Linked DNA regions of Homo sapiens: all the other regions are linked to region 2. The links are chromatin contacts, found by Hi-C or POLR2A ChIA-PET in ENCODE. All regions are on one chromosome and are shown on one strand. The core of a region is the stretch at or near the end of the contact, and the rest is flanking DNA. Distances in the headings are between cores, read along the strand shown. Region 1 holds the start of WIPF2 (WAS/WASL interacting protein family member 2). Region 2 holds the start of KRT10-AS1 (KRT10 antisense RNA 1). Region 3 holds the start of CDC6 (cell division cycle 6). Region 4 has its middle 8.7 kb from the start of KRT33A.

The links. Hi-C counts contacts between places; a loop is a spot of excess contacts on that map. ChIA-PET counts read pairs that join two places held with the same protein, here RNA polymerase II (POLR2A). Pooled maps may share reads with other maps.
Region 1: a loop to region 2 is called in a pooled map, with 13 times the contacts of the local background. The contact joins the promoter of WIPF2 here to the promoter of KRT10-AS1 in region 2. A Hi-C loop is called at or near these places in 7 of 50 pooled maps. POLR2A ChIA-PET finds 5 or more read pairs at or near these places in 2 of 52 experiments (CD4-positive, alpha-beta T cell and activated CD4-positive, alpha-beta T cell).
Region 3: a map of CD8-positive, alpha-beta T cell shows a loop between it and region 2 (18-fold over the local background). The contact joins the promoter of CDC6 here to the promoter of KRT10-AS1 in region 2. A Hi-C loop is called at or near these places in 2 of 168 maps with a recorded cell type or tissue (both CD8-positive, alpha-beta T cell) and 9 of 50 pooled maps. POLR2A ChIA-PET finds 5 or more read pairs at or near these places in 1 of 52 experiments (activated CD4-positive, alpha-beta T cell).
Region 4: a pooled map shows a loop between it and region 2 (4-fold over the local background). The contact joins the enhancer-like site here to the promoter of KRT10-AS1 in region 2. A Hi-C loop is called at or near these places in 1 of 168 maps with a recorded cell type or tissue (CD8-positive, alpha-beta T cell), 1 of 37 single-sample maps with no recorded cell type and 6 of 50 pooled maps. POLR2A ChIA-PET finds 5 or more read pairs at or near these places in 1 of 52 experiments (H1).

Annotation. Positions count from the first base shown.
Region 1 is chr17:40,216,196-40,221,023 of GRCh38, forward strand. WIPF2 (WAS/WASL interacting protein family member 2) reads left to right here and starts at 3,109. Exons shown (of 8, transcript NM_133264.5): 1 at 3,109-3,297. RefSeq lists enhancers at 2,450-2,499, 2,940-3,049, 2,950-3,728.
Region 2 is chr17:40,817,692-40,821,835 of GRCh38, forward strand. It overlaps KRT10-AS1 (KRT10 antisense RNA 1), which reads left to right and starts at 1,454. Exons shown (of 3, transcript NR_160888.1): 1 at 1,454-1,517. It overlaps KRT10 (keratin 10), which reads right to left. Exons shown (of 8, transcript NM_000421.5): 2 at 3,344-3,426; 3 at 2,820-2,976; 4 at 2,571-2,732; 5 at 2,358-2,483; 6 at 1,826-2,043; 7 at 1,096-1,470; 8 at 426-791. The coding sequence ends at 785. RefSeq lists an enhancer at 1,964-3,163.
Region 3 is chr17:40,286,543-40,291,351 of GRCh38, forward strand. CDC6 (cell division cycle 6) reads left to right here and starts at 1,337. Exons shown (of 12, transcript NM_001254.4): 1 at 1,337-1,548; 2 at 2,866-3,056; 3 at 4,516-4,797. The coding sequence starts at 2,879. RefSeq lists enhancers at 1,097-1,904, 1,673-1,852, 1,883-1,952.
Region 4 is chr17:41,339,673-41,344,578 of GRCh38, forward strand. No RefSeq gene overlaps it. Among named protein-coding and RNA genes, the nearest start is that of KRT33A, 8.7 kb to the right of the region's middle. Within about 2 kb of position 2,004, at least 4 of the 41 ENCODE cell types and tissues checked have a DNase peak (open chromatin) inside an H3K27ac peak, as active enhancers do; they include CD8-positive, alpha-beta T cell, where a contact is called at or near this core.

The DNA.
Region 1 (4,828 bases), core at 1,859-4,358, 600 kb before region 2:
CCATTGCACTCCAGCCTGGGCAACAAGAGAGAAACTCTGTCTCAAAAAAAAAAAAATACAAAAATTAGACAGGCATGGTGGCTGGTGCCTGTAGTCCCAGCTACTCGGGAGGCTGAGGCAGGAGAATCGCTTGAAGCCAGGAGATGGAGGTTGCATTGAGCTGAGATCACACCACTGCACTCCAGCCTGAGCAATAGAGTGAGACTCATTTTCAAAAAATAGAAAAAATAAAAAGACTGCAGGCCAGGCGCAGTGGCTCATACCTGTAATCCCAGCACTTCAGGAGGCCGAGGCGGGCGGATCATGAGGTCAGGAGATCGAGCCCATCCTGGGTAACATGGTGAAACCTCGTCTTTACTAAAACTACAAAAAAAAAAAAAAAATTAGCCAGGCATGGTGGCAGGTGCCTGTAGTCCCAGCTACTCGGGAGGCTGAGGCAGGAGAATGGTGTGAACCCAGGAGGCGGAGCTTGCAGTGAGCCGAGATTGCGCCACTGCACTCTAGCCTGTGCGTCAGAGCGAGACTCTGTCTCCAAAAAAAAAAAAAAAAAAGACTGCAGTGAGCCATTACTGTGCCACTGCACTGCAGCATGTCTTTAAAAGACCCTGTCTCTTAAAAAAAAAAAAAAGTGCGTTCAGTTATTGGAATGTGCCATGATTCTTCTTGCTTTGCCCAAACTCTCCCTACAATGCTTTTCCTTCACTTCTTCCCTGGTCAATTCCTACCTGTCCCTCAAGTCTCACTTAGAATATGGGTATGGCCTCACTTAGTTACTTTCTTTTTTCTTCCTTTAGACAGGGTTTCACTCTATTGCTCGGGCTGGAGTGCAGTGGCCAATCATGGCTCAGCCCAGCCTTGATCTCCTGGGCTTAAGTGATCCTCCCATATCAGCCTCCCAAGTAGCTGGAACCACAGGCTCACACCACCGTGTCCAGCTAATTTTTTTTTTTTTTTTTGAGACAGAGTCTCACTCTCGTTGCCCAGGCTAGAGTGCAATGGAGTGATCTCAGCTCACCGCTACCTCCGCCTCCTGGGTTCAAGCGATTCTCCTGCCTCAGCATCCCAAGTAGCTGGGATTACAGGCATGTGCCAACACACCTGGCTAATTTTGTATTTGTAGTAGAGACGGGGTTTCACCATGTTGGTCAGGTTGGTCTCGAACTCCCCACCTCAGGTGATCTGCCCGCCTTGGCCTCCCAAAGTGCTGGGATTACGGGCGTGAGCCACCGTGCCCGGTTATATCCGGGTAATTTTTGTAGTAACAAGATTTCACCATGTTTCCCAGGCTGGTCTTGAACTTCTGGGCTCAAGCGATCCCCCCTGTCAGCCTCCCAAAGTGCTGGGATTACAGGCATGAGCCACTGCACTTGGGCCATTTACCTTTTTCATGAAGCCTATATCACTATTTCCCCAAGTCTGGGTGAGATGTCCCTATATTCATCCCAGCGGCTGCCCTTATCACAGAGTGTGTGATAGAGCATGGGGCTTTACATTAGCTACAGTGGGCAGTGAATGCCCTCTGAGGACGAAGCATTTGCAGTAAGGCTTGAAAAATGAGGAAGAGGCGGAGGATAGCCAGTACACAGTCCCTGAGGTGGGAACTGCTGAATGGGGTACATTGCAGTGATAGAAATCAGGTCCTCATAATGTAGAGTGAGTGAGGAGGGGACAGGCAGGGGATGAGGTTGAAGAGTTGGGAGGCTCTGGTAAGGTGTTTGGACCCACCATCTCCCTGGCTCCATCGCCCCACGTATGGCCATGCAGGATGTAGACAGCTGAAAATCTTTACCTCGTGTCCTTGATCCCTATGCCTGCTGTGTTCCCTGCCTTCTCTGATTAATAATAAAATTCCATTCATCCTTCAAGGCCCAGCTCCAAACCATTTAGGAAACCTCCTTCCATTCTTTAGCAGGAATTAATTGCTCCCTTGTCTGACGTCCCACAGCACTAATCACACGCTGACTTGTATCTCAGCTAGCTGTTTATGCCAGTCTGCCCACCAACGTAGTGAGTTCCCTGAGGGCAGAGGCTCTGTCTTAGTCACCTCTGTAGCCATCTCCTGGTGTTTAGCAGGTACTCAATGTGACATTTACTTGACTAGTGGGTGGTGCCTAGTACTACTCATGGCAGAATAGAAGGAAAACAAAAATAATAACAACTTATGCTCTATCACGTTTTCCCATTCATTAACTGATTTCAGCTTTGCAACAACTCTATGAGACAGACGGGACAGGCACTATTAGACCCATTTTACAGATAGGGTAGCTAAGGCCCAATGGCACACAGCTTGTAAGTAATGGGGACTAAGTCCCAATCTTGCCCCCTTACTTCGGATTCTGTGCTGGGAATGGAATTAAACCAAGAGTATTTTGAAGCTATAATGGAAAGCGCTTTTCTGGGTGGACTAGGGAGAGATACTTAGTCAGCTGTCAGGGTTTAACAGCAGCTCCATCAAAGAGGGCACAGGATTTCTCTCTCTGGCCCAAGCAGCTGGAGGGGTCCACAGCACCATCCTATAGCCCTGGAAGCTGGAGGAAACCCCAGCCCGAGAAAGAAGAGACGGTGTTCGAGTCAGGTGGGTAAGATGACGTAAATGATGACTTGTGAGCAGTGGCCTGCCTCTGTTGCCATGACAACCGGAGCTTGACTACTTGGCCTTTGCAAGGTTGGCCGAGGCGGGTTCTTCGTTAACTCGAGATTAAGGAAGGATATTTAGGGGGGAGGGTGTGTGTGTGTGCGGCGGATTAAAGACGAAAGGAGTATATTCAACAATGACTGTTTAGCTCAGTGGTTCTCCACCTTGGCAACACGTTAGAATCACCTGCAACAATTTCCTGATGCCTAGGCTGCACCCCAGAATTAAATTATAATTTCCAGGGGTGGGAACCAGGCATCATAGTATTTAAATCTTGCCAGGTGATTCCAATTGCAGCTAAAGTTGCAAACCCAGCTTTTAGCTGGTAAGCGGAATTCCTGTGACCTTCCTAAGATGGCGTCCACTCAACCGCTTCCGCCTTTACGTGGGCCGGCAGGGGGCGGGCTTCCCAGGGGCGCATGCGTCTCGCATCTCTCCGCTCCCTGCTCTCTCCTCCTTTTTCCCCCGCCTCCATTTTGTTCGCGGACGCTGGGGACGGTGGGAGCAGATCCATTTCCGGGTTGGCAAAAGGGGCGGTGGCGGCGGCGGCGGCGGCGGCGGCGGCGGCGACGGCGAGAAAGAGCTTGCCGGGGGGCGAGCAGGACAGGACGAAGCCGGAGTGTAGGCGGCAGAGGATTCGCTCCCAGAGCAGCTGCGGCCAGGTCGGAAAGAGGCCGGGGCGGCTGGGTCAGTCGCTGAAATGACCTGCGGACCTGAGTGGGAGGGAAAGTCGCGGGGAGGGGGGCTCGGGGCGGGGCTTGAGAAGAGAGGGGGGCATTAGAGGAGGGGCCGGAGGGGGAGAGGGGTCTTGCGGGTGGGGCCTGAGGGGCGGGGGGCCGGGGGACTGTATCGGAAGAACCTGGAGGAGAGAGGGCGTGGGGAATCTGGGGAGGAGTGGTCGAATATTGGTATGGGGCGAGCGGGGACTGGAAAAATGGGGAGGAACGTTTTTGAGAGACAGGCAATAAGGGCTCCTGAAGGGTTGGGTGAGTTAAGGCGGCAACTCTGTGAGGAACGAGGTAATCGTGCGCAAAAAGGGAGACGGGAACGGAGGACCTGTTGGGAACGGCTAATTAGCAGGATGCTGTGGGTGAGGAGTCCAGTGTGACATTTTGGGGATTGAGTTAGGTGAAAGCTAGTGTTTGGGAAGATGGCTCGGGAAACTGCTTACACTAGAGGGAATCTTGAGAGCGTTCTTTGAAAAGGAATCAGAATTTAGTTAAAGGTTGGATTGAGAATGTTAAGATGCGCATTGGAACGTCTGGAGTTGAGGGTTCATGTTGAAGTGGTGTGAAGTGAGGGAAGATGGAATTTTTTTTTTTTTGTTTTAAAGGTGGGGTCTGGCTATGTTGCTCAGACTAGTCTTGAACTCCTGGGCTCAAGCGATCTTCCCACCTTGGACTCCCAGAGTGCTGGGATTACAGGTGTGAGCCACTGCACCCGGCCAAGATGGAAATGTTAAAGTGTTCAGCATGGCAGTGTGTATGGTCGAGTTTTTTATCAGGAAGGAAAGTTCTTAAAAATAGCATTGAGGCAAGGAACTGATATGTGATGGAATTCTTTTTTCTTTTTTTTTCTTTTAAGAGACGTGGTCTCACTCTGTCGCCCGGGCTGGAGTGCAGTGGCATGATCATGGCTCCTTAAAGCCTCGACCTCCCGGGCTGAAGTGGTCCTTCCACCTAAGCCCCGCCAATAGCTGGGACCACAGGTGTGACCACTACTCCCGCCTAACGTGTGTGTGTGTATATATATATATATATATATATATATATATATATATATATATATGTATATATATATATTTTTTTGTTGTTGTTGTTGGAGACAGAGTCTTGCCCTGTTGTCCAGGCTAGTCTGGAATTCCTGGGCTCAAGTGATCCTCCTGTCTCGGCCTCCGCAAGTGCTGGGATTACAGGGATGAGCCACTGTGCCTGGCCCAGAATTCGTTTTTTTTTTTTTTTTGAGATGGAGTCTCGCTCAGTGGCCTAGGCTGGAGTGTAGCGGTGCGATCTCGGCTCACTGCAAGCTCCGCCTCCCGGGTTCACGCCCATTCTTCTGCCTCAGCCTCCCGAGTAGCTGGGACTATAGGTGCCCACCACCACACCTGGCTAATTTTTTTTTGAATTTTTAGTAGAGACGGGGTTTCACTGTGTTAGCCAGGATGGATGGTCTGGATCTCCTGACCTCGTGATC
Region 2 (4,144 bases), core at 204-2,703:
AGAAGATATGTCAAGCTATATAACAATTGGGAAGAAGTAATATAGTAACTGGAAGAAAGTAAGAAAAGGCAAAGGTGAGAAGTCAGGTAATTAGAAAATATAAAATTTCCAATTATTATTATTTTGGGGGTTTTATTTGAGATATTCCAGAATTTCCAGGATTGAAATAATTTAAAGCCAGAGAGCTGGGAGCCTTCCACATATTGTGTATCTTAAAGAGTAATATTGGGGATTTACAGACTTTACTCAGTGAATTTACTGACGGTGGTCTGAACATACATGATTAAAAAACTTAGAAAAGGCATGACAATAGTTCTGTCTTCCGAATTTCTGGATACATCAACCTTCAACTGCTATGGGTTACTAATCTTTAATTTTAAAGAGTATTATGTACTTAAGTAAAGATAAATTCTGACAAATTGGGATAGTTTGCATCAGTAAGAAAGTTTATTGAAATTCATTAGTAAATGAGAACAGAAAGTTGTTTTTCTTTCCATTAAAGAACACTTTCTGGTAAAGTGAAAAGAAGAAATACAGAAACCACAAAACACCTTGTAGACACCTTATTTTCAAGGTCTATTTCCATAGACCATCAAGACAGAAGTGTTTTCTTGGAGACTTTGTTTTCCATGCATCTGTAAATAATGGTCTGTGTGAAGGGAGACTCTTTCCTCTTGATGCAGTTTAATAGTAGTGTTTCTTGGTTTCTGATTCAACCATAGATGAAAGAACTCTACCGTCGGGCGCCACCTCTTCAATAATTGTCTTGATTACTCTGGTTTTGTTAGTATCTGTGTGAATGATGGAAAAAAAATTTTAAACAGTCTGTAGGGATCCTTAGTAATTAACAAGCAAATATTGTAAAAAGAAGGAAATTTCAACTTTACATTGTTAAGCCCAAAAAAATGCTTAAGGTATGACATTTTGATCATGCCATTTTTCACGGCTGGTGTTAAGAGTAGTTTGTGAACAAATGCAAACGGAACCGTCTCTAAGATTTTTAATTTTTTAAAACAACTCTAGAGCTTAAAGCGCAAAAAAACCATCACAGGAAGTTAAAACTAATTCTGATTACCCCAGCTAGTTTCTGCTGACCTTGGTCCCTTAGATGAAGACTCGCCCACGGACCCGGAAGAGGAGGACTTGTGGCCTCCGCTGGAGCTGCCGCCGCCGTATCCGCCGCCGGAGCTGCTGCCGCCGCCGGAGCTGCCGCCCCCGTAGCCGCCGCCGCCGCCGCCGGAACTGCCACCACCGTAGCCGCCGCTGGAACTGCCGCCGTGGCCGCCGCTGGAGCTTCCGCCCCCGTAGCCGCCGCCGGAGCTTCCGCCGCCGGAGCTTCCGCCTCCGTAGCCGCCGCCGGAACTGCCGCCGTGGCCGCCGCCGTGGCCGCCGCCGGAGCTTCCGCCGCCGGAGCTTCCGCCGCCGTAGCCGCCGCCGAAACTTCCGCCGCCGCGTCCGCCGCCTCCGGAACTAAACGGGGTGAGGTCACATTCGGTTATCTCTAACGTTGGAAAACGGTGGGTAGCTTTCCAGTTGCCGTTAATTTAGAAAATAAGCAAAACGTGTTGAAAAAATAAAACCCTGCCAGGTATATATTTTAAAACCCATCCTTTGAAAACAATGTTAAGTTCACAGAACTCTTAAGAATCATTTTGGGCCAAATTCATGAGAAAGTGAGATTGCGGTTGCGTACTCCTTTTTCTGTACTCTACCCTCTCTCCTCCCTTCCTCTCATTCTCTGGCATCTTCTTGGGGTTTAGATAAGCCTTGCTATCTGGAATATTGAATAAAAGAAACTGGGATAACTTTTCATTTTAAAATTTACCTTCCCTCTCCTTCTAGCAGGCTGCGGTAGGTTTGAATTTCATTCTCCAGTCGGATCTTAATATCCAGGAGTTGTTGGTATTCAGTATTCTGGCACTCGGTTTCAGCTCGAATCTGTTGCAACTGTTCTTCCAGAGCGGATATCTGGGCCTGAATCTGTGAGAGCTGCACACAGTAGCGACCTTCTGTTTCTGCCAAGGAGGCTTCCAGGGATTGTTTCTGAAACGGATTTTTTTGTGGCTTAGTGACTTCCTTGTTCAGTTGAGTATGGTGACGCTTATTTGATTATTTAGTAAGGCATTATATAGAAGAATAAGAAAATGAACAGAATTTGTTGTATGTTTAATGGCACCATTTCAGTTTCAGCACTTTTAGATCAACACTAGTAGTACTTTTCCTCCATTAACATGAGCTTCACTTTGTTTTCTCTTTCTTACCTCCAACTCTGCATTTTTTTGTTGCATTGCATATTCTTAGGTGAGCATGAAACTTTGTATGATAAAGTTGAAGTCATTTCATGAGAGTTAACATACCAAGGCCAGTTGGGACTGTAGTTCTATCTCCAGAGCTTGTACATTACGTCTCAATTCAGTAATCTCAGATTTATAGCTGGATATCTGTTCAATGTTATTATCAATTTCTGTAGTCAGTTCCTTGCTCTAGAGTATTAAAAACAAGGAAAAGGGTGAGGAAATTCTGAAATGATAAAACCTCCATGAGTTTCACTATAAGGAAGATTACTTTACCTTTTCATTGAACCAGGCTTCAGCATCTTTGCGGTTTTGTTCAGCAAGTTGTTCATATTGGCTTCTCATGTTATTCAGAAGTTGAGTCAGATCAACACCCGGGGCAGCATTCATTTCCACATTCACATCACCAGTGGACACATTTCGAAGGTCTTTCATTTCCTGTTTGAGGAACAGAAAGATTTATTGGCTACACGAGGACCATAATGAACTCTCTTTTGGCTGGGAAAAGTATAACTTTTGTGTCACCTCCTCGTGGTTCTTCTTCAGATAGGCCAGCTCTTCAGTCAGGCTCTCAATTTGCATCTCCAGGTCAGCCTTGGTCAGGGTCAGCTCATCCAGCACCCTACGCAGGCCGTTGATGTCAGCCTCCACGCTCTGGCGCAGAGCTACCTCATTCTCATACCTGAAACAAGCATGATATCAATACTGGTTATAACTTATATAGGGGAGATGTATCTGGGCAGAGACTATTTAAAAAGCAGCTACATAGTTGATCTCATGTAATGGCAATATTTGTCATGTACAGTTCTCTTAGAAGTAATAGTGGTTTAATGGAAAAAACCTTAGCAGTTACTTTAAAATGCATTTTCTTCCTTTAATATTGCCAAAAAGGTAACACTGACATGGAAAATTTCTCAGATAACTCCAATACTATTTAACTTTGGGTGAATTCAGAAAAATGTAAATGTTATTGAGGGCATCCCAAGTCATTGTTAAAAACCACTGATGTATTCGTTGTGATAGTATTATACAACGATCACTTAACTTACTTCAGCCTGAAGTCATCAGCTGCCAGCCTGGCATTGTCGATCTGAAGCAGGATGTTGGCATTATCAGTTGTTAGGTTGAGAATCTGGAGGGAGAGGCACAGTTATTTGAGAAGAGGTCAGATGCAGATATGGCTTTTGTAGTGACATAGATGCACTCTGCACTTTTATGTTGTTCTCTTACAAAATCTTGGGAAAATTTTTTATTTTAAATATGAAATATTGCAGGCTTACCCATATACTTAACTTTGAATTATTTGTTCTCTTGGAATTTCTCCAGTCTTGTATTTCTGTACACGAATTATTCCTTTCTGAAAACTAACTGGAATTATATAGATGTATTCCTGTAAGTGTGCCCTCCTCTTTTAGACTATGTGATTTCCATGTATTTCAGCCATGCTTTGGCTGACTCACACCTGCATTTGTTTAACTCATGATAAATACTAATAAATAAATACACTCTGAACTGGTACACAATAGGTACAATTCAGAAATTCCTTAGAGGCAAGCAGTGTCCCATTTTCATACTGGAAAATTTATTTTTCTTGCCATGTTGGTACTGAATATGGCTTGTTATCAGTCTGAATAACATTTTGTTCTGATTCATATCATGATTTTTTTTTTCAGTTTCTACATTTGTAAATAGCCTAGCATATTTTAACTGTGGACTCATTGTATGCTCATTAAAACCTCAAAAGTGCTTAGTAAATCTCCCATCCTCTTAAGACAAGTAGCACACTTGCTGGATGAAGATTGCCATGACCATAGTTTCACAGATGTTTATCTTTGATGAGACTGGGTTAT
Region 3 (4,809 bases), core at 87-2,586, 530 kb before region 2:
AATCTGTCTAATCATCCCCCTATGATAAAGTGGTCAAGAGTTTGATTTTCTGTCAGAGTTCAGAGTTCAAATTCTAGCTCTTCCACTTACTAGTTGTGTGACCTTGGGCAAGTTTACTCAACTCCCCTCTACTGTAGTTCCCTCATTTGTAAAGTGAAATAACACCAGGTTCATGGGGGTGCTTGTGAAGATTAATAAGGTGATGTAGGTAAAATACTGAGCACAGCCCCTGGCATACACTTAAGCACTCAATATTGGCTCTCTTCATGAACTAGGTACCAATTCACTGATGATCGTAATATTGTTGCTTCCCTCTTTCTAGGCTTTATGGCTCTATTTTGTTTGTTACTGAGGGGTAAAAGATAAATGTTTACCATCACCTAGAATTGGGTTCTGGCCTCTAAAGGAACCTGAGGCTTAGATGAATTATTGGCTTTGGAAGCTGGCCTTCAAATTACTGCGCTAATTTATATTTTTCATTAAAAACTCAGCTTGCCTCTTCTATATAGCTGTCTTCCCTGGCCCTGAAACCCTAGTGTTTCGCCATAAAAGATTTTAAAATTAAGGGGTCATAATTCCCTCCCCATGATGTGTGGATTAATGGTAAGAAGATGCACAGAACATAATATTCTTAGGTTGAACGAAATAAAAGTAAAGAGTTGGCTCTGTTTCTCACCTTTGAAGCACAAATCAAGAGATACTATGATGAAGCATAGTTTTTCTTTATATAGGTGTGTAGAACTTTACCATAAAAATCACTAGTTCAGCCATCAGGAGATCTGGATCCTAGGCTCTTCACTGTCACCAAGATGCTGTGACCTCTAACCTTGTATAGAAGTTTGCTTTGTACTTTGCGAGGTTGAGCATTAGAGAGGTAAGGAAAGTGCCTAGCATCATACCTGGCGCACAGAACCCAAAACGGTAGGTATCATGTAGCAGTTCTGAAAATCTAGCCCATCAGGATGATGCAAATGGGTACTTTAGGCAGTGAGAAGGGGAACCACATCTTGACACTTCCAGTCGAAGGAAGAGTGCGACTGCGCGGCAGCAAAGACTACGCCTCCCAGCGTGCTTTGCGGCGGGCCGGCCCGCTTTACCCAGAGTCGCCCTGCCGCAATCGCGCGTCTTTCCACCGAGGCCCCGGATGTAGATTCCCTCCCCCGTTCAGTGGTCGTGGCCTCACAGCGACTCTAAGACTTGGGGCTCTCTCATTGGCTGTAACTCTTCCACTGGATTGGTAGCAAAAAAAGAGGCGGTGCCCAAGGCGAAAGGCTCTGTGACTACAGCCAATCAGAATCGAGGCCGGGCTTTGGCGGGAGGTGGGAACGCTGTGGCCATTCGGATTTGGCGCGAGCGCGGCTGGAGTTTGCTGCTGCCGCTGTGCAGTTTGTTCAGGGGCTTGTGGTGGTGAGTCCGAGAGGCTGCGTGTGAGAGACGTGAGAAGGATCCTGCACTGAGGAGGTGGAAAGAAGAGGATTGCTCGAGGAGGCCTGGGGTCTGTGAGGCAGCGGAGCTGGGTGAAGGCTGCGGGTTCCGGCGAGGCCTGAGGTGAAGTGAAGGGAAAAGAGCTGAGCTCGCTGGAGGTCTGAGGTCGGGATCAGGGAAAGGGCAGGTGCCCTCGGGGTAGTTCTAGCAGTTATGCGTGGTGTGAAGGAGGTGAAAGTTGTAGGAAGGAAATATTCTGGGGTGCGTTGAGAGCTGCCTAGAATGAGGACTGAGTGCAGGGGCGGAAAGAACTGAGGGAAGACTGAGCTGCAGTGTGAGGGCTTGGGATAGAAGAGACTAAATGTGGCGGGTGCTGGGCTGAACTGGTGATAAAGACACCCCGCGTGCCTGGAGGGAGGAAACTAGAAGTTCTATATAAATCAATTCATGTAACTTTTTTTTTTTTTTGAGACGGAGTCTCGCTCTTGTCGCCCAGGCTGTAGTGCAGTGGTGCGATCTCGGCTCACTGCAACCTCTGCCTGCCGGGTTCAAGCCATTCTCCTGCCTCAGCCTCTTCATGTAGCTGGGACTACAGGCGCCCGCCACCACGTCCGGCTAATTTTTTTTTTTTTTTTGAGACGGAGTCTCGCTCGGTCTCCCAGGCTGGAGTGCAGTGGCGCGATCTCGGCTCACTGCAAGCTCCGCCTCCCGGGTTCATGCCATTCTCCTGCCTCAGCCTCCCGAGTAGCTGGGACTACAGGCGCCCACCACCACGCCCGGCTAATTTTTTGCATTTTTAGTAGAGACGGGGTTTCACCGTGTTAGCCAGGATGGTCTCGGCCCGTCTCGGCCTCCCAAAGTGTTGGGATTACAGGCGTGAGCCACCGCGTTTGGCCGTAATTTTTGTATTTTTAGTAGAGACGGGGTTTCTCCATGTTGGTCAGGCTGGTCTCGAACTCCTGACCTCAGGTGATCCGCCCGCCTCAGCCTCCCAAAGTGCTGGGATTACAGGCGTGGGCCACCGCGCCCGGCCCATTTCAGGTAACTTGTTATTGCATCGCTCAATTGGTTAAGAACTTGGGCTCTGGCACCAGATGCCCGGGGTTACATTCCTGTTTTTCTGTGACTTTGGGCCACTGTTTATCTCAGTTTTCTCATGTGTAAAATAAAGGCTAATAATAGTACCTACTCCTAAGATCGTTGTTAAACGAGTTGGTACCTAAAGTGTTTATAACAGCGCCCTTCCACGTAGTAGGTAGACAACAAATGTCAGCTGTTCTTGCATAGATTTGGATGTGAAGCAAAAGTGAATGCTAAAATAAGTGTGATAACATAATTAGGAAATAAGTGTTAATCATCAGTATAAATAAATTCCATGTTAGTTATTTTCTCTTCACTTTCACATATTGACTAGTTGTCCTCTTATTTTTTTTAATCTAGCTGTGCTGTCGTCATGCCTCAAACCCGATCCCAGGCACAGGCTACAATCAGTTTTCCAAAAAGGAAGCTGTCTCGGGCATTGAACAAAGCTAAAAACTCCAGTGATGCCAAACTAGAACCAACAAATGTCCAAACCGTAACCTGTTCTCCTCGTGTAAAAGCCCTGCCTCTCAGCCCCAGGAAACGTCTGGGTAAACCATCCATTATATCACTTTTTCACTAGCAGCTCGTGACCTTTCTTTTCTTGGTAAGATGTGTGTCCTTTGAAGGAGCTTTCTAAGTTCAGTTAAGACTTCTTTTTTTTTTTTTTTTTTTTTTTGAGACAGAGTCTCGCTCCATCTCCCAGGCTGGAGTGCAATAGTGCGATCTTGGCTCACTGCAACCTCCGCCTCCTGGGTTCAAGCGATTCTCCTGCCTCAGCCTCCCAAGTAGCTGGGATTACAGGCGCCCACCACCAAGCCTGGCTAATTTTTTTTTTTTTTTTTTTTGGATTTTTAGTTGAGACAGGGTTTTGCCATATTGGCCAATCTGGTCTCTGAACTCCTGACCTCAGGTGATCCAACTGCCTCGGCCTCCCAAAGTGCTGGGATTATAGGCATGAGCTACCGCTCCTGGCCTAAGACTACTCTTCATTTTAGTTATTTTCAGAATGGTTGCTAAGTGCTTACCGAACTCCAGAGTTAGACACTTACTGAGGTCACTCTGAACTACTTAATAAGTCTGATCTTCAATTCCTTAATACTGAACTTAGTTCTGTCAATGTTTTAAGTTACCTTGTAGTTACATGGTATTATGAAACTTACCTCAATATTTGTGAAATTAAAAGAAACAAAAACGTGACATGATGAATATTTTCCATCCTTTAGGACAGTGATTGGTAATTCTTTCTTGTTTTGGAACATTTATTTTTAAATGGGGGGTAATTTGGTTGTTTCTGGAGACATTTTTGGTTGTTACAGCTGGGGGTTGCTACTGGCATAGTGGGTAGAGGCCAGGGATGCTGCTAGACATTACAATGCACAGGACAGCTCCTTGACAATGAAGAATTATTTGGTCCAAGATGTCAGTGGTGCCAAGGTTGAGAAAACCTGTTTCAAAATAGCCTTACAATTTCATCCTACTAAAACCCATTTGGTTTCTACTAAATGCAGTAGTCCCCACTTATCCATGGGGGATACATTCCAAGACCCCCAGTGGACGCCTGCAATCGAGGACAGTACCAAACCCTACATATACTGTGTTTTTGATTTGATAACCAAGTCAGCTACTAAGTGACTAGTGGGTGGATAGCATATACAGTGTGGATATGCTGGCTGAAGGGATGATTCATGTCTTGGGTAGGATGGTGCGGGATTTCATCATGGCACTCCACAGCATGCAATTTAAAACTTGTCAATTGTTTATTTCTGGAATTTTCCATTTAGTATTTTCAGACTGAGGGTAACTAGAACGGTGGATGAAGGGACTACTGTAGTAAGATCAGTGGTGCCATCTGGTGACCAATATTTGCTGCTAAGTGAGAAGGCATTTTATTTTGGTGGTTCTGACTAAGGTAGAAATTCACCTCTTTCTGGAAGAGGCAGAGGTCTTGCACATCCTTTTACTATCCAATGCTATGAGTGACTACATTTTTATTTTATTGTGTTTCAGGCGATGACAACCTATGCAACACTCCCCATTTACCTCCTTGTTCTCCACCAAAGCAAGGCAAGAAAGAGAATGGTCCCCCTCACTCACATACACTTAAGGGACGAAGATTGGTATTTGACAATCAGCTGACAATTAAGTCTCCTAGCAAAAGAGAACTAGCCAAAGTTCACCAAAACAAAATACTTTCTTCAGTTAGAAAAAGTCAAGAGATCACAACAAATTCTGAGCAGAGATGTCCACTGAAGAAAGAATCTGCATGTGTGAGACTATTCAAGCAAGAAGGTTTGTTCTTAC
Region 4 (4,906 bases), core at 754-3,253, 520 kb after region 2:
GCATGGGTTGTTCCAAGGCAGCAATATGCAGGTATGAGCTGTGCCAGGCACAAGAGCACCCAGCTGCAGGGTGGGATGGAGACGAGCTTATGTGCTGCTTGCCAAATCAGGCACCTACAGGCTGCATCCACCCAGAGAGAGAGCCTTTCTCTAAACCATTAATGGTGCACAGGGGTTATTGCAGACCTGGCTGAGAGGCCAAGAGCAGAAAAAGCTAGAGAGAATGGGGGCATATATCAGGAGGCATCAAAGGCCAGAATTAGGAAAAGCTAGAGAGAATAGGGGCAAATAATGCCCTGGAGGCACCCAAGGCCAGAACCAGAAAAGCTGGATCTACCATTAAATCCAAGGGGTGAACATGGGGTTAGAAATGGAGACAAAGGCAAGGTAGTGACAGAAACAGGGCCACAAAAAACGACCAAGCAAAAAAACTGACAATTCACTAAATGCCTAAGACAACTGCAATAGACATTTTGTTTTTTTCTTCTTCTCCTCCTTTCTTCCTCCCTGCCTTTCTTCCTTCCTTCCTCACTCATTCTCTCTCCTTCCCCCTCGTCCTCCTCTTCTTCTCCTTCCTCTTTCTGTTTTAGTAACAATCTCAGAGCACAAGTGTAAACCTTCAGTTAAACAGACAGCAGTGAGGCAGACATCTGCTTTTCTAAAATCCTTGACATCCAAATGTGAAACAGAGCTCACTAAAGCTCAGTTGCAAAATTCTAGATGCTCCTCTCTCCATCTCTAACCCATGGAATATTTTCCCTCTTATAGCCCCTTGAAGTGTCTATGCACTTCAGTTCATAAAATGCTGCCGTGGGGAACCAATCTAATTAAGCACTTACCAAGAAAGCATTCAAACTCTCTCATCTATGTCCTTTCCCTGCCCCCAGAGTGCACCCTTCTTAGAGGCATGTCCCTCTGTGCTGGTCATACCTGTGCATTACCATGCATGGCCTGCAGTCACTTCCCGCAGTGACCCTCCCACGTGTCCCCCTGGCTCTTTGACAATGGACCACACACCCTCTGCTCTCAGGGTCTTGGTAACCCTCATGTTTCACAGCAGCCAGCAGTCAGTCAGCCTCCACAACCAACCAAGATGAAGTCAGCATGTGCAGGTCTGAAATAATTATTAACAGGAAATACAAACACGTTAAATTTTACCCAGGCCTTTAATGATACACTTAATTGTTGGTTTCCTGTGTAGAAAATAGGCATAAGTGGAAACCAGTTCCCATAAAGTGACTAAAATTCCTATGACTTTGACACCACCAGCTCTGTGCTTTACTTTTATCTTTCCATTTGAAAATTCTGATTGTTATAATCAGCAAAAATACCACCAGTTTCATAATCATAATTAGCCATCTTCCTCCTAACACAGCACGCACACACACCTGCACTCACACACACAAGCATAGGTGCACAGACCCACACAGATGCATGCAGGCACATCTGAATTCATTTCTCTCTGATTCTCAGCCCTCGAGCTCAGATTCTTCAGTTTCTTGTCCCATCTGGCCTGTCTTCTACAACCCTCAATTTGAGAGAACCTGAAACTAGATTCTCACCTGGTTACTGAAGGACTCAAATGAGCAAAACCTTTTATTCTCAAGGCTGTGGAGACCCTGTGATGAGCAATAGGAAAGGGGTCAGAATGCAGGGCTGCTAAGGAAGTGAATAGGAACTCCATTTACTGGACACTTATGATGTATCTGGTTGGGTTGAGCATCTTTGCAACATAATCTGATTCTACCTTTATTTAAAAAAAAGTGAGGTGGTTATTAGTCTCCCATTTTCAGTTTAAGAAACCGTGGCTTAAAAAGCATAGTAACACAATGCAGGCTGAGATACAGATAGAGGTTACAAGACTGAAACCAGATTGAAAACTAAAGCAGTCACTTTCAAATGCATGATTTTTCTGAGGTTTGGTTTCTAGCCTTTCTTTTTTCACCTTTTAACCACTTTTAAAACTTTAAACACATTCACTCCCATGTGCCACACCCAAGCTTTAGCTCGTCGGGATCCCCCACAGCTTCATTTGTGCCGCTGCAGGAAGTCATCTTGTGTAGATGCCATCACATCCAGGCCGCAGCTGAGCAAGTGTTTGAATTTTTTGTAAATACATCTTTGACTGGGGAGGCTGTAAATCCTCCCTAGGCTTTACTATTGCAGGATCTGGCCAGCAATCTGCAATGCAATGGGGCTCTTTGTTCCCAGGAGGATTGGCAGGTTGAGAAAGAATAGACACACACAAGATAGTGAAAGCTGGGTCCGGGGGGTCACCGCCTTCTGGTCCTGCGATGCCACCAATGCACTGGATATAAATATAGCATTTGTTATTAAGTTTAGTGAGGGTGGGGGTAGGTTAGTGAGGGATTTCGGGTCATTTGATTATGAGGTGAGATGGTCACATGGGGATGAAGCAATTCTTTAACATAACATCTGTATGCAGAAGTACAATATACAGAGATAAGAATTTACAATATAGTATGTGCATCAGTAATTTCTAACAGAGCCTTAAAACAGAAACACAGTGTTTCCATAACCTGTGATTAGCAAGATATTAATCAGCAGTAACAGTTGCAGCAAAAGCTGGTTACAAACAATCCATAGAAACAGGACGTGAAGCTAGACAACAGGTTAGACCAGAAATTCTCAGAAGGGAGAATGCCTTAACCCTAAAGAGGCCTAGAAGAGCTGTGGCAAGATGAGGGCATTTATAGCCCTATCTTATCCATATGAACATGCACCCCTCATGCGTCCGTTTATAGGCTCTCCTCAAGGGTCGCATTCCGTTCTCAGAGCTATGAACATCTGCTTTTCTGGGATAGGAATCTTGGTGATGTGAAACATCCCTGCCTGCCCTTCCGTTCATAGACTCTGCAGGGGGAAGCACATCACACGCTGTTGGCTTATTCTGGTAGTCCAGCCTGGCATTGTCTTTACACAATCCTGCATGCAACTTTGTATTTACAATAATCAGGAGCATTTCATCTTTTATTCCATAGCAATAGTTTCAAGGGCTCCCCCTACACTTTACATTTCAGTCCTGTGCTTGTCCCTACAAGTTTAAAAAAAAAAAGTGAGAGTGAGGGAAAGCTACCTCTGCACACCTGCAGCAGGCTCAGCGAGGAGCCTGGTGGGGCCGGGGCCCACCTGCCTGGCACATAACTTCATCAAGTTGTCAGTGTGCATTTTGCAATAACAAGGGACAGATCATGTCATCCTCATATCCTTTTATAGTTGGAGCCATTCTTGGGACTTTTGGTGCCTGCTGCCAGACTCTCCTGTTTTTGATGAGAAATGTGAGCAGTTGTTGTTAGATGTCAGTGATTCTTCTTTGAAACATAAAAGAAGACATACCTGACTTGTAATTGTCATCCACTACCCTGAAACTTTAAATGTTAGTGTTCAGTAAACCTATTTTCCATTCAGCTGCCAATGCACTCCTTTTAATAAAAGTGTCAATCAAATTCATCCTTTTAACTCTCCCAAGGCTTTCCTCTTCCCTTGAAATGAAATCGGATCCTCCACAGAACTGGCGAGCCCCCATGTACCCTGGCCACTGCCCACACATACAGGCTGATTGTTCCTCCCCTACTCATCACTCCCGATGCCCTGGCCTTGCTCCCTTCTTCAAAGGCAACTGCCTTACTCCCTCCCTTCCTTGACTTTCTGTCCCTCTCTCTGGAAAGCTCTTTCCCTCTGCTCTGTTTCTTCTCTGTTTTCAGGTCTCAATGCAAATGTCACCTCTCAGGCAAGCTCTCCAAACTGAGACAATAGGAGCTCGGTTCACATCTGTCAAAAATAGGAGCAAACAGGCTGTTAGGAGGCTGAGTAGAATGTTTTACTGGGACTAGACAATATCAAACTTAGATCCCAAGAGCCCAGGAATTCGTATTCAAGGTCAAAGTGTCAACAACAAGAATACTGAGTCTTACATAGGTACCATGCTGCACCATTTATAAAGCACTTCCATACACAGGGGATCTTCACAACCCCACAATGCTGCCAGGCCAGGTCTCTCAAAAGGAGGACTCTGATGGTCAGGGGAGTCAACAATATATCCAAAACCAGGACCAAAAAATGTTGCCTCCAAAACAAGCCATAATTCTTCTTCTCATCACAGCATCCCACACCATCTCCTAGTGGGTAAGACTCATAGCCCAGCGCCATCATGGTTTATTTCACAGGGAAGGGTGGGGCAGGGATTAGGAGACATTTCCCAGGGTCTTGTTTCCTTGCTTCCTTGCTATGGGCCTCTCCCCTCAGAGCACTGTTTTCTGAGAAGGCCTGGCTCGAGGAGCTGATGACCTCAGCGACTGCAGACCTGGGAACCTGCAGAAAGGAGAAATTAAGTTTGCACCTGGGAAAGCCCAGGGTTGAATAACAGAACCTCGCCTTTAAGAATTCTTGCTTTTTTTTTCCTGCCTCTGCATTGTTGCTGAAATATACAAGAGAGAAAGAAAGGATTCTGAACCCATTATTTATCTCCTCCTTCCAAGCAAGCAGCAGACATTCATGATTAATGATGAGGTGACTTTCTACATTGATTTAATTGAAATCTGTATCCTATCCAGGTTATTTTTAAAGTTTATAAAGACCTTTTCTACTGATTCTTCTCTTCCAAACTCAAATAAAGAAATGTTTTATATACATGATCTTCCACTAAAAAGGAGCCCAGACTCTCAGATCCTCAGGAACATCTGTTCTCCATTCTATAGGACTGTGCTGCTGAAGACAAATGGAGTAGCGAGTGACCAATCTTTGAGACTCAGCATTCTCTCTATGTTAGCCCTAACGCAAAAGAGAGGACTGGTCCGCACCTAAGGGAAGAAGGTGGCCACGAGCAACTGTTGAGGGCTGGTCTCCTTAGCTGTCCTCTGGTATCCACAGCCCTGAATGGAAGGTT